2 separate regions of the Homo sapiens genome follow, and region 1 is linked to region 2. A link is a loop called in an ENCODE intact Hi-C map of the cell type or tissue named here. Cell type or tissue: IMR-90. All regions are shown on one strand. Links, peaks and the distances in the headings refer to the core of each region. The heading gives the core; the rest is flanking DNA. Region 1 overlaps LINC01643 (long intergenic non-protein coding RNA 1643). Region 2 overlaps LARGE1 (LARGE xylosyl- and glucuronyltransferase 1).

Region 1 (5,390 bases), core at 338-5,337, 310 kb before region 2:
AGGGCGTGGTCTCTTTTGGTCCCATTTAACTGTGCCAATTTCTTTCGGAAGAATGGTTCTTATGAGTAGTGTTTCCAATTATGGGGAGATAGACTCATAAACTTAGATTCTTTGTGTCCACCTATCTTAGCCCCTTTATATTTTCTTTTCTTTTATTCTCATCATACTCCCCCTGGAGAACTCAATCGTGCCTGGAATTTCAGTGGTAACCTAAACGCCAACCAATCCCAGGCCTTTATCTCTAAACTCTCTCTTAGGCTCCAGACTCAAATGTAAAGGTCTAATTGTCAACTCCACCTTGATATACTGCAAACCCCTCAAATGCAGTAAGTCCAAAGCTGAATCCATCGTCTCTCTCCCTGCCTCCCTTCTGCCTCCAATGCAGCCTCTCCTCCTGCACTCTCTGCTCTGGTTAATGTTACTGTGATCTATGCCATTTTCTAACCTCGCATGATCCCTTCCTCTAGCTTACACTCCACTTTCTTCCCTGCCATTCTCTTATAAATTCCCCACATCCCTCCCCACCTCCACGGCCACTGTTGAGTCCTGCATCATCATTTATCCAAACAATTCCAATAAACCCCCTGGCTAACCTTCCTGTTCCTGATGAAAACCCTGTACATTTCAATCTAACCTACACACTATCAGCATTGACCTCTTTAAATCAAACACTGGCTATAGCACCTATTACTTAAAAGCCTTCCATGCAACATGCCTGCTTATCAACTGCGAATGCTGTGGCCATAAAATGACCTCACCAATCAGGCTTCAATTTATGTTTCCAGCTTCATCTCTTCCCACTTCCCTGATCCAATTTTTGTTTGTTTGTTTGTTTCTGAGACGGAGTCTCGTGATCTTGGCTCACTGCAACCTCTGCCTCCTGGGTTCAAGTGATTCTCCTGCCTCAGCCTCCCAAGTAGCTGGGATTACATGCACCTCCCATGCCCGGCTAATTTTGTGTTTTTAGTAGAGACGGGGGTTTTGCCATGTTGGTCAGGCTGGTCTTGAACTCATGACCTCAGGTGACCTACCTGCCTCGGCCTCCCAAAGTGCTGGGATTACAGGCATGAGCCACCGCGCCTGGCCCCCAGTCCAAATTCTATACACTGAACCCCAGCTACAGGAAACGGCTCCCTGCTTTCCAACATGTCACATGCTTTTCTGACCCTGTGTCTTCCCTCTTCCTCTTCCTGCTGGTCCCTCTTTGGTAAAATGAAGTCTTCCCCAGTCACCAGGCTGAGCTTTGTCACTGCCTGTGTACTCCCTAGCTGATTGCACAACCTCTTCTAAAATCTTGCCACATGATCATAGAATGCTTGTTATATGACAGACTTTGTGACTATAAGGTCATGGGGGGGGCAATGATTACTTCTTACACACCTCTACATGCTCATGATTTACACACATCCTGCACACAATAATGGAGAAATCAGAGGTGATTAACCATTAATGAGCCCTAACTTGGTGTCAGGCCCTACCTTGGTCATGTCACACACCGTTCACCGGAAGACCATAAGGGGTTCTTGAGGTCAGAAAGCGCAGCATAATAATAGACTTACTGCATAATATTTATTGAACACTTACTGTATACCTGGTGTCAAAATTTAAAAGTGCACTGAGTAAAGTTCAACAGCAAGGCAGTAACTAGAAATGGAAAACCAAAAATCGTATGTCCTCACTGATATGTAGGAGCTAATCTTTGAGGACACAAAGGCATAAAAATGATACACTGGACTTTGGGGACTTGAGGGAAAGAGTGGGAGGGGAGTGAGAGATAAAAGACAATAAATATGGGGCAGTGTATATTACTCGGATGATGGGTGCACCAGGTTCTCACAAATCTCCACTAAAGAACTTACTCATGTAACGAATACCACCTGTACCCCAATAAATTGTGGAAAAATAAATTTAAAATAATAATAATAAAATAAATAAAATGTGGATGGGGAAACACCTGGCATTTCAGAAGCATCTGCACTGTTATTGACATGCAACATGGCTTCTATGGTCAATGTTAACTGTGTGATATTTTCCAAGTAATTCATTTGCAGTGCCTGTTCCAGAAAACTGGAACAAAACAGAAAAGAAGAAATTCAACTAGGTATATCAATATTTTGAAAAAAACAAAAACAAAAAAAAACAGCAAGGCAGGCTTTAGTCAAGGGTATTGCAATTGGGAAGAGAGGCCAGAACTCAATCTGAAGTCAACTGCACTGAACCAAAAGGGTAGAAGAGGTTGTTTTGCTTTGTTTTGTTCTAGGTTCTGGGGTACATGGGCAGGATGTACCAGTTTGTTACATATGTAAACATGTGCCATAGTGGCTTGCTGCACCTATCAACCCATCACCTAGGTATTAAGCCCTGCATGCATTAGCAATTTTTCCTAATGCTCTCTCTCCCCCTACCCCACCCCCCAACAGGCCCCAGTGTGTGTTGTTCCCCTCCCTGTGTCCGTATGTTCTCATTTTTCAACCCCAACTTACAAGTGAGAACATGCAGTGTTGTTTCTGTTGCTGCATTAGTTTGCTGAGGATAATGGTTTCCAGCTCCAACCATGTCCCTGCAAAGGGCATGATCTCGTTCTTTTTTATGGCTGCATAGTATTCCATGGTATATATGTACCACATTTTTTTTATCTGATCTATTGTTGATGGGCAACTGGGTTGATTCCATGTCTTTATTATTGTGAATAGTGCTGCAATGAACATACGCATGCGTGTATTTTGTAATAGAACGATTTATATTCCTTTGGGTATATACCCAAGTAATGGAATTGTTGGGTCAGATGGTATTTCTGGTTCAAGATCTTTGAGGAATCACCATACCATCTTCCACAGTGGTTGAACTAATTTACATTCCCACCAACAGTGTAAAAGTGTTCCTATTTCTCTGCAACCATCTGTTGTTTCTTGACTTTTTAATAATGGCCATTCTAACTGGCATGAGATGGTATCTTATTGTGGTTTTGATTTGCATTTCTCTAATGATCATTAATAATGAGCTTTTTTTTTTCCATGTTTGTTGGCTGCATGAATGTCTTCTTTTGAAGGTGGGGGAGTTTTTAAGAGCCAGGGTGAGTTGGACCATAGGTGACCTGTGCTTGCTAATTGGCCTTACCCAAAGGAAAATAAGCTTTCTTGCATCTTCTTGACAGGAAGAAATTTTACAACACAGAGCAAGGTGCCCACTGAAAGTTAGGCTCCTACCCTCCCATAGGTAGAGGGATTCTCTTCCATGATGATTACATTTCAAAAGGATGGTTACCAGGTCCTAGAGAAAGACATTCTTGGGTTGTCCACTGGCAAGAGAATTTTTTTTATTTGAAATTCAATTGTTATTAATATAATTGAGCCACATAACACAAATTCATTAACAATATGAGAATTTTTTTTTTTCTTTTGAGATGGTGTCCTGCTCTGTCACCCAGGCTGGAGTGCAGCGGTGCGATCTAAAAGATTTATGGTCGGGCACAGTGGCTCATGCCTCTAATCCCAGCACTTTGGGAGGCCAAGGTGGGTGGATCACCTGAGGTCAGAGGTTCAAGACCAGCCTGGCCAACATGATGAAACCCTGTGTCTACTAAAAATACAAAAAATTAGCCGGGTGTGGTGGTGGGTACCTGCAATCCCAGCTACCCGGGAAGCTGAGGCAGAAGAATCTCTTGAACCCAGGAGGCAGAGGTTGTGATGAGCCAAGATCACACCACTGCACTCCAGCGTGGGCGACAAGAGGGAAACCTCATCTCAAAAATAAAAATAAAAAGATTTACATCTCAAAGGGGCAGAGAAAGAATTCACAATTATGATTTTCTAAAGTAAATGCTCTAAAAAGGGAAGAGAAGGACCCCAAGTGAGAAAGAAGTCTGTCTAAAGTCAAGTCAAGCCTAGAGGAAAGTTAAGGCCATCTCCGTCACTAGCATTGTGTTGAGCACTTTGCATAAACCATCTTATTTAATAATCCTCACAACGGCCCTCTGTAGAAGAATATCAACTTCATTTCACAGCAAGAAGATGGCAGAGCTGCATGCCATAGCTGACAGATAATTCACTTCTCCAGCCTCAGTGTGTGATCAGTCTGGCAGATAAAAAGAACTGAGCAAGTCAGTCTGTTGAATGAATAAACGATCTTTGCTTTACACTTCTCTGGTATTTAGTTGACCAAATGATCGTATTATATGGAAAAGGATGGTAGATCCCATGAGATTCTATGAGATCTCAGTTAGCAACCTGTGGGTCTCTTCCCAAGTACCACAGACCAAGGGCAAGCACACCGCACCTGGGTAAAACAAGCAAGACATAGAAGAATAAGTAATAAAAGTGGGAACAAAATGCTGAAGGAAACTGACAAAGGCATGAGGCACTACAGAAGGTTTCATTTTAGGCAGCCACCTTGCTACTGAGCAGCTATTGGCAAGTGGCCAATAACGTTAGCCATTGTTGTGTGCAAGCCAGTGTAACACAGTGGTTAGGAGTATGAACCCTGAAGTCAGACTACCTGGTTATTACAAGAGTAATGGATTAGTTTGTTAAGGTTGCCATAACATAGTGCCATAAACTGAGTAACTTTTTTTTTTTTTTTTTTTTTTTTTTTTTTTTGAGACAGAGTCTCACTCTGTTTCCCAGGCTGGAGTGCAGTGGTGCAATCTTGGCTCACTGCAACCTCCACTTCCCAGGTTCAAGAGATTCTCCTGCCTCAGCCTCCCTAGCAGCAGGAATTATAGGTGCATGCCACCACATTAGGCTAATTTTTGTTTTTTTTAGTAGAGACAGGGTTTTACCATGTTGGCCAAGCTGGTCTCGACCTCCTGACCTCAAGTGATCTACCCACCTTGGCCTCCCAAAGTGCTAGGATTACAAGTGTGAGCCACCACACGTGGCCTAGACTGAGTGACTTACAAAACAGAAATTTATTTCCTTATAATTCTGGAGGCTGGAAGTCTTAGATCAAAGTGTCAGCAAAATTGGTTTCTTCTAAGGCCTTTCTCCTTGGCTTAAGGATAGCCATCTTCTCCCTGCGTTCCCATATAGCCATCCTTCTGTGTGTGTCTGAGTCCTAATCATCTCTTGCTTCTTTTCTTTGACAGAATCACTCTGTCATCCAGGCTGGGGTGCAGTGGCGATCATGGCTCACTGCAGCCTCAAACTCCTAGGCTCAAGCAATATTCCCACTTCAGCCTCCTGAGTAGCTGGGACTAGAGGTGCATACAGCCACACATGGCTAACTTTTTAAAAATGTTTTTTGTAGACACAGGCATCTTTCTATGTTGCCCTGGCTGGTCTCAAATTCCTGACCTCAAGGGATCCTCCTGCCTCAGCCTCCTGCAGTGCTGGGATTACAGGCATGAGCCACTATGCCCAGACCTCATCTCTTCTTCTTATAAGGATACTAGT
Region 2 (5,390 bases), core at 212-5,211:
GAAGGCAAAGGAGAAGCAAAGGCACGTCTTACATGGCAGCAGGCAAGAAAGCTTGTGCAGGGGAATGCCCTTTTTTATAAAACCATCGGATCTCATGAAACTTATTCACTACCACGAGCACAGTATGGGGAAAACCGACCCCATGATTCACTTATCTCCACCTGGCCCTGCCCATGACATGTGGGGATTATTACAATTCAAGGTAAGATTTGGTTGAGGACACAGCCAACAAATAATACCAAGTATGGTGGACATAGCTGAGAACCAGCTGGATGCTTGGTCTCTGGCCTCCTGGACTTTACTGGGCAGGGTTTCATGAACTCTGTCATCCTCATATCCCTTTATAGTGTTTGGCCACATCTTCTTAAGACCTTGTTATTTACTTAAATACATTAAAGATATTAAGAAGTTTATGTCATTCTCTATAAATAGCAGGGAACCACAGGAACTAAACCATGTTCAAGTCTGGCTAGATGCTGCTACTAGCCAAAAGCTATCTGAATGGAAACTCTCAGTTCCTTCTTACCAAGTGTTGAAGGGCTGTAAGGACACACTAACAGTGTATTGAGGCTTGCCTGGAATGCATTAGAAGAATTGTCAAGGGAGGGGGTAACTTTCTCACTAAGTTCTTTTGAACTGAGAGATGAAGATTTTTAAGGCTGATGTAAATATTTGATTTTTCTCATTCTGATTGAGCTGAGTGCAACATGTTGGGAACGGCTTCATGCAGAAAGCCTGTGGTGAATGGGGTCTGGAAGAAGACTTTGGAGTTGACTTGGAAGGAAGATAGTTTGGAGGCAGGACTGGTCATAAAATCACCTTTATTTGCTTTTGAAATATTATTTTATATCAGGTGTCAAATGTAGAAATCTGAAATTCTGGAAATTAAAAGCTGTTTCAGAACAATATTGAGATATCACCCATGAAGATCCTGTCTTGGTAGGAGGAGCGTAGGGAAAATGTCCTGATCAGTGCACTCACTTATTGCCAGGGACAATAACATCACCACTGAGAATAAGGTCACCAGTCTAACTAGTGCCCCATATTCTGTAAAACTTGCCTCTCCAGTGCTTTTCCAGAGGTTTAGGTTAACCAGCAAATCAGAAGTCTCAAAGATCTTTTCTAGTTCCTGCTTGAAATTGGGTAGAAGATAATACCAGCTGTTACGTGGAAGTATAGCATGCCATTCACTTAACGTGGAATGAAGCAAAACATTCTGAGAGGGAAGACCTATTACAGTGCATGTGTACCATTATCTTACTTTTTCTTTCTTTTTTTTTTTTTTTTTGAAATGGAGTCTCACTCTGTCACCCAGGCTGGAGTGCAGTGGCACAATTTCGCCTCACTTCAACCTCTGCTTCCCGGGTTCCAGTGATTCTCCTGCCTCAGCCTCCTGAGTAGCTGGGTCTACAGGCAGGCGCCACCACGCCTGGCTAATTTTTGTATTTTTTAGTAGAGACGGAGTTTCACTATATTGGCCAGGCTGGTCTCGAACTCCTGACCTGGTGATCCGCCCACCTTGGCCTCCCAAAGTGCTGGGATTACAGGCGTGAGCCACTGCGCCCAGCCTATCTTACTGTTAAGCTGTAATGGTGTTATAGGCAGGACAGGTATTTGGTACTGAGGAAGGCTCTTCAAGGATGTGAGAATTAAGCTGAGTGAGACCTGAGGGAAATGCCAGGGGACCCCCTCAGGAGGGGAGGCTCTGAAGGGAGGAGAATTCTCGGAGACCCTCTGGAGGGAGTAGGGAGAGAGAGAGGTCCCCAACCTCCTTCTGAGGCACCTCTTTATAAGGTTGGAATATTTTGTACTGTTTCCTATCTCTTGGAGAGAAGAGTCCACCCTTTCCCAGGTAACCTGTCTCAGCTTTGGAGAGGCTGAGATGGAATTCCAGGGACCAAATCTAATTAATTCCTCAAAAGAGAAGTGCCTTTTGGGAGTAGCAATATTGAATCTCACTTTGATAGCTCCTGGTGGAGCAATTTGGAGAGAATATATTGGGGATGCTTTTTTCCAATTAATATGCTTGAATAAGAACTTTGGTGCTCCTTTGCAGTATAAAATGAATGTATAGTAAAAATAAGAGCCTTTTTCTTCTAAGAAGGGCCTTATTAGAACTTGGAAAGCCACCTTCCCTGTCTTCCCAGCACCTGAATACTGTGCCCTACTTATGCCCAAAAGACAATGTACTTCTTGAGGAATTTTTGTAATTTAGAAGCATGTTTTTGCTACCTACAGGATTAAAAAAATAAAAATAATAAAGATGCTGTCAGACTTGGCCTCCAGGCAATTTAGTGCTGCCTGTGGCTTCTGGTACTGTGCATTTTAAACAGTCCTGCCTCTTCTCCTTTTTATTTTTTTACCACCCTGCCCTGGTTATGGCAACTTAATACAGCATGTCTAAATATCTACCCCTTGTTTGCACAGAAATAGTGCACAAATTAGATAAAATGGCATTTCCTTTCTCTCTTGACAGCTTGGAATTTTTTTTTAAGTGGCTTTGACAAGATTCAGGGCCAAATTATGAAATCACCAGGTGACCCTTTCCGTTCATCAGCTGCTAATGAACTTAGAAAATTGAGATCTCATCTGGCAGACAAACTCATTTTGTTTGACAAGCAGCTTAAAAGTATTTGTAAATGAACAAATTATGTTTTTTTTCCCCTCCAGTTGGCCCTGTGATCACTACACATGGGTTTTACAGTTTTGTTTGTTTCTTTTTTAAACTTGTCAGAGGTCTGTAGAAACCAGGCACTGGGTTTCTTCCTGTCTTGATTCCTTTCATGTTGTGCATTGTTAGCCTAGGGTAGGTGATTCACACTAGCCACTCTGGTAGTAATCGGTTAGGGTATTAGAAAGAGTGCTGGATGTGAAACAGGCAGGCCTGGGGTGAGATACTGTTCACCCGTTACTCATCGAGTGACTTTATGAGTTGTGTAACATCTGAATACTTCAGTTTTCTAATTCATAAAATGGATGGCTAATTTAAGTGGGGTGTGTGTGTATATATATACACATATATACGTATATATACACATATGCACATATACACATGCATATATACACATATGTATGTATACACATATATGTATATACACATATGTATGTATACACATATATGTATATACACATATGTATGTATACACATATATGTATATACACATATGTATGTATACACATATATGCATATACACATATGTATGTATACACATGTATATACACATATGTATGTATACACATATATCTATATACACATGTATGTATACACATATATGTATATACACATATGTATGTATACACATATATGTATATACACGTACACATATGTATGTATACACATGTATATACCCATGTACACATGTATACACGTGTATATACATATATGTATATACACACACATATAATATACAGTATATATACTGTACAAATATAGTATAAATACGTACAAATATAAACTGTCTATGTGTGTATATTATACATATATGTGTATATACATATGTGTATGTGTGTATGTATACTATATGGTATACATACTGTATGAATATATGGTATATATATTGTTTATGTACAAATATAAACTCTGTATGTGTGTATATAAATAAAATAAAGATTCATTTTGTGCATATTAGTACCTGTGACTGTCTCCTGAAAGCAGAACAGACTTCTTTGAGGGTAGAATGCCACTTTTATTCTAACTTTTCAATACATTATTGATCTTGCACCGGAGCACCTAAACTCTGAACTGGTTTAAAAAGTGAATTAGGGCACTAGAAATCCTTACCTTCCATTTTTGTTCCCTCAAATTTAAGCGAGAAGTTAGTAGTTCTTTAGTTAACTTCCAGGAGCTCCCACGCTATACACAGGCCATATGGTGACAAATAGACATTCTGGAGTCAGATTGCTGGGTTTATATTTTTGTTCCATCATTTACTGGCTTGTGACTTCGAGCAAATTGCTTTATTTCCTCTTCTATACATTGGGGATAGTATTAACTAATTTACAGGGTTGGATTTTAGTAAGACAACGTATGTGAAGCACTCATGTATGTAGAGCTTGGCATTGCAGAAAGATACTGCTCAGTATATGATAGAAAATACTACTGCAAGTCGTAATGTTATTGGTTTATTCATTAGCAGAAAGCAATTGTTGCAGTTGTTAAACAAAACGAAACGAAAAGCCATTCTAATTAAGCAGAGTCTAGTGAGAGCTCAGAGGAGTCTGAGTTGGTTTTACCAAAGAGGAGGTCTCTGAAGGATGGATTGGAGGTAATCTTGGATCTGCCATGCACTAAAAGGGGAAAAAGAAAAAAGAAAGAGAGAGATTGTCTTAGTGATTTGGAACTGATTGGCCTTACCAACTTGGAAGCTCCTTTTAAACACATAGGTCCTTTTTAGAGCCCATTGAGGAAAGACCACTCTAATCTCCCTCTACCGCCCACTACTTCCACTACTTCCAGTAGAGCCTGGTGGTCAATAACCACCAGGGAAGTTAGAGCCCGTTCTGCAGCAGTGATTGTCAGAATCATGCAGTGGCACCAGCACTGCCATTCTCTTATCCTGCGACCATATCCTTGGCTGGGTTGCAAGCAATTTCTCATATGTAGTAGGCCACAATGGATACTTGTTTGATTAAATCAACAACAACAACAATAACAACAAAACACTGCTCTTCTGTCTGGAGAGTACTTTTAGTAGACACCTCTTCTTCCTTTCATGATAACTCTCCATACAAATTTGTGTTTTTTGAGATGGAGTTTCGCTCTGTTGCCCAGGCTGGAGTGAAATGGCATGATCTCAGCTCACTGCAACCTCCGCCTCCCAGGTTCAAGCGATTCTCCTGCCACAGCCTCCCAAGTAGCTGGGATTACAGGCACCCGCCACCATGCCCAGCTAATTTTTGCATTTTTAGTAGAGATGGGGTTTTGCCATGTTGGCCAGGCTGTTCTCGAACTCCTGACCTCAGGTGATCCACCGCCTCAGCCTCCCAAACAAATTTTTAAATATCTCAGCCTTCTAGTCCCTTTTCCCATGATTTGGCTATAATCTCAAACTGCTCTTGCAAATTTTTTTTTTTTCTGAAGAAACATAGTGCTCAAAGAGACTCTCATCACTCTGATGAGAGAGAAACAGATCCAGTGGATTAACGTGTTTTGCTAAGTGCTGTGATAGGAGACCTAGAAAACAAGCTTTTGGCCCTTTATATGATCTTGAGGGAATCTCCTGACCTTTTGGATACTTAGTCTTTTCGTCTGTAAATTGAGTACCATAGCATTTGTGTCACAGCATTACAATGCCAATTAAATCAGGCCGAAGCACTGTAGTGTATGGCCTGACACGCTACGGTCTGGAAATTTCTCAGGAAAAATAAGGGTGTGATGAGTGGAAGTGGAA

What was found. Peaks named below come from ENCODE experiments on the same cell type or tissue, not always from the same donor. Only the 100,000 strongest peaks of a DNase experiment are listed, where the experiment ranks them.
Region 1: a loop joins it to region 2, with 5 times the contacts of the local background. A loop is called at or near these places in 1 of 110 quality-filtered maps.

Annotation. Positions count from the first base shown.
Region 1 is chr22:34,092,851-34,098,240 of GRCh38, reverse strand. The region is part of intron 2 of LINC01643 (long intergenic non-protein coding RNA 1643); the gene reads right to left. Among named protein-coding and RNA genes, the nearest start is that of LINC01643, 78 kb to the right of the region's middle. In IMR-90, for the core only: no CTCF peak of the experiment used is centred there; no DNase peak of the experiment used is centred there.
Region 2 is chr22:33,782,919-33,788,308 of GRCh38, reverse strand. The region is part of intron 1 of LARGE1 (LARGE xylosyl- and glucuronyltransferase 1); the gene reads left to right. Among named protein-coding and RNA genes, the nearest start is that of LARGE-AS1, 61 kb to the right of the region's middle. RefSeq lists an enhancer at 5,121-5,390. In IMR-90, for the core only: no CTCF peak of the experiment used is centred there; a DNase peak (open chromatin) is centred at 2,838.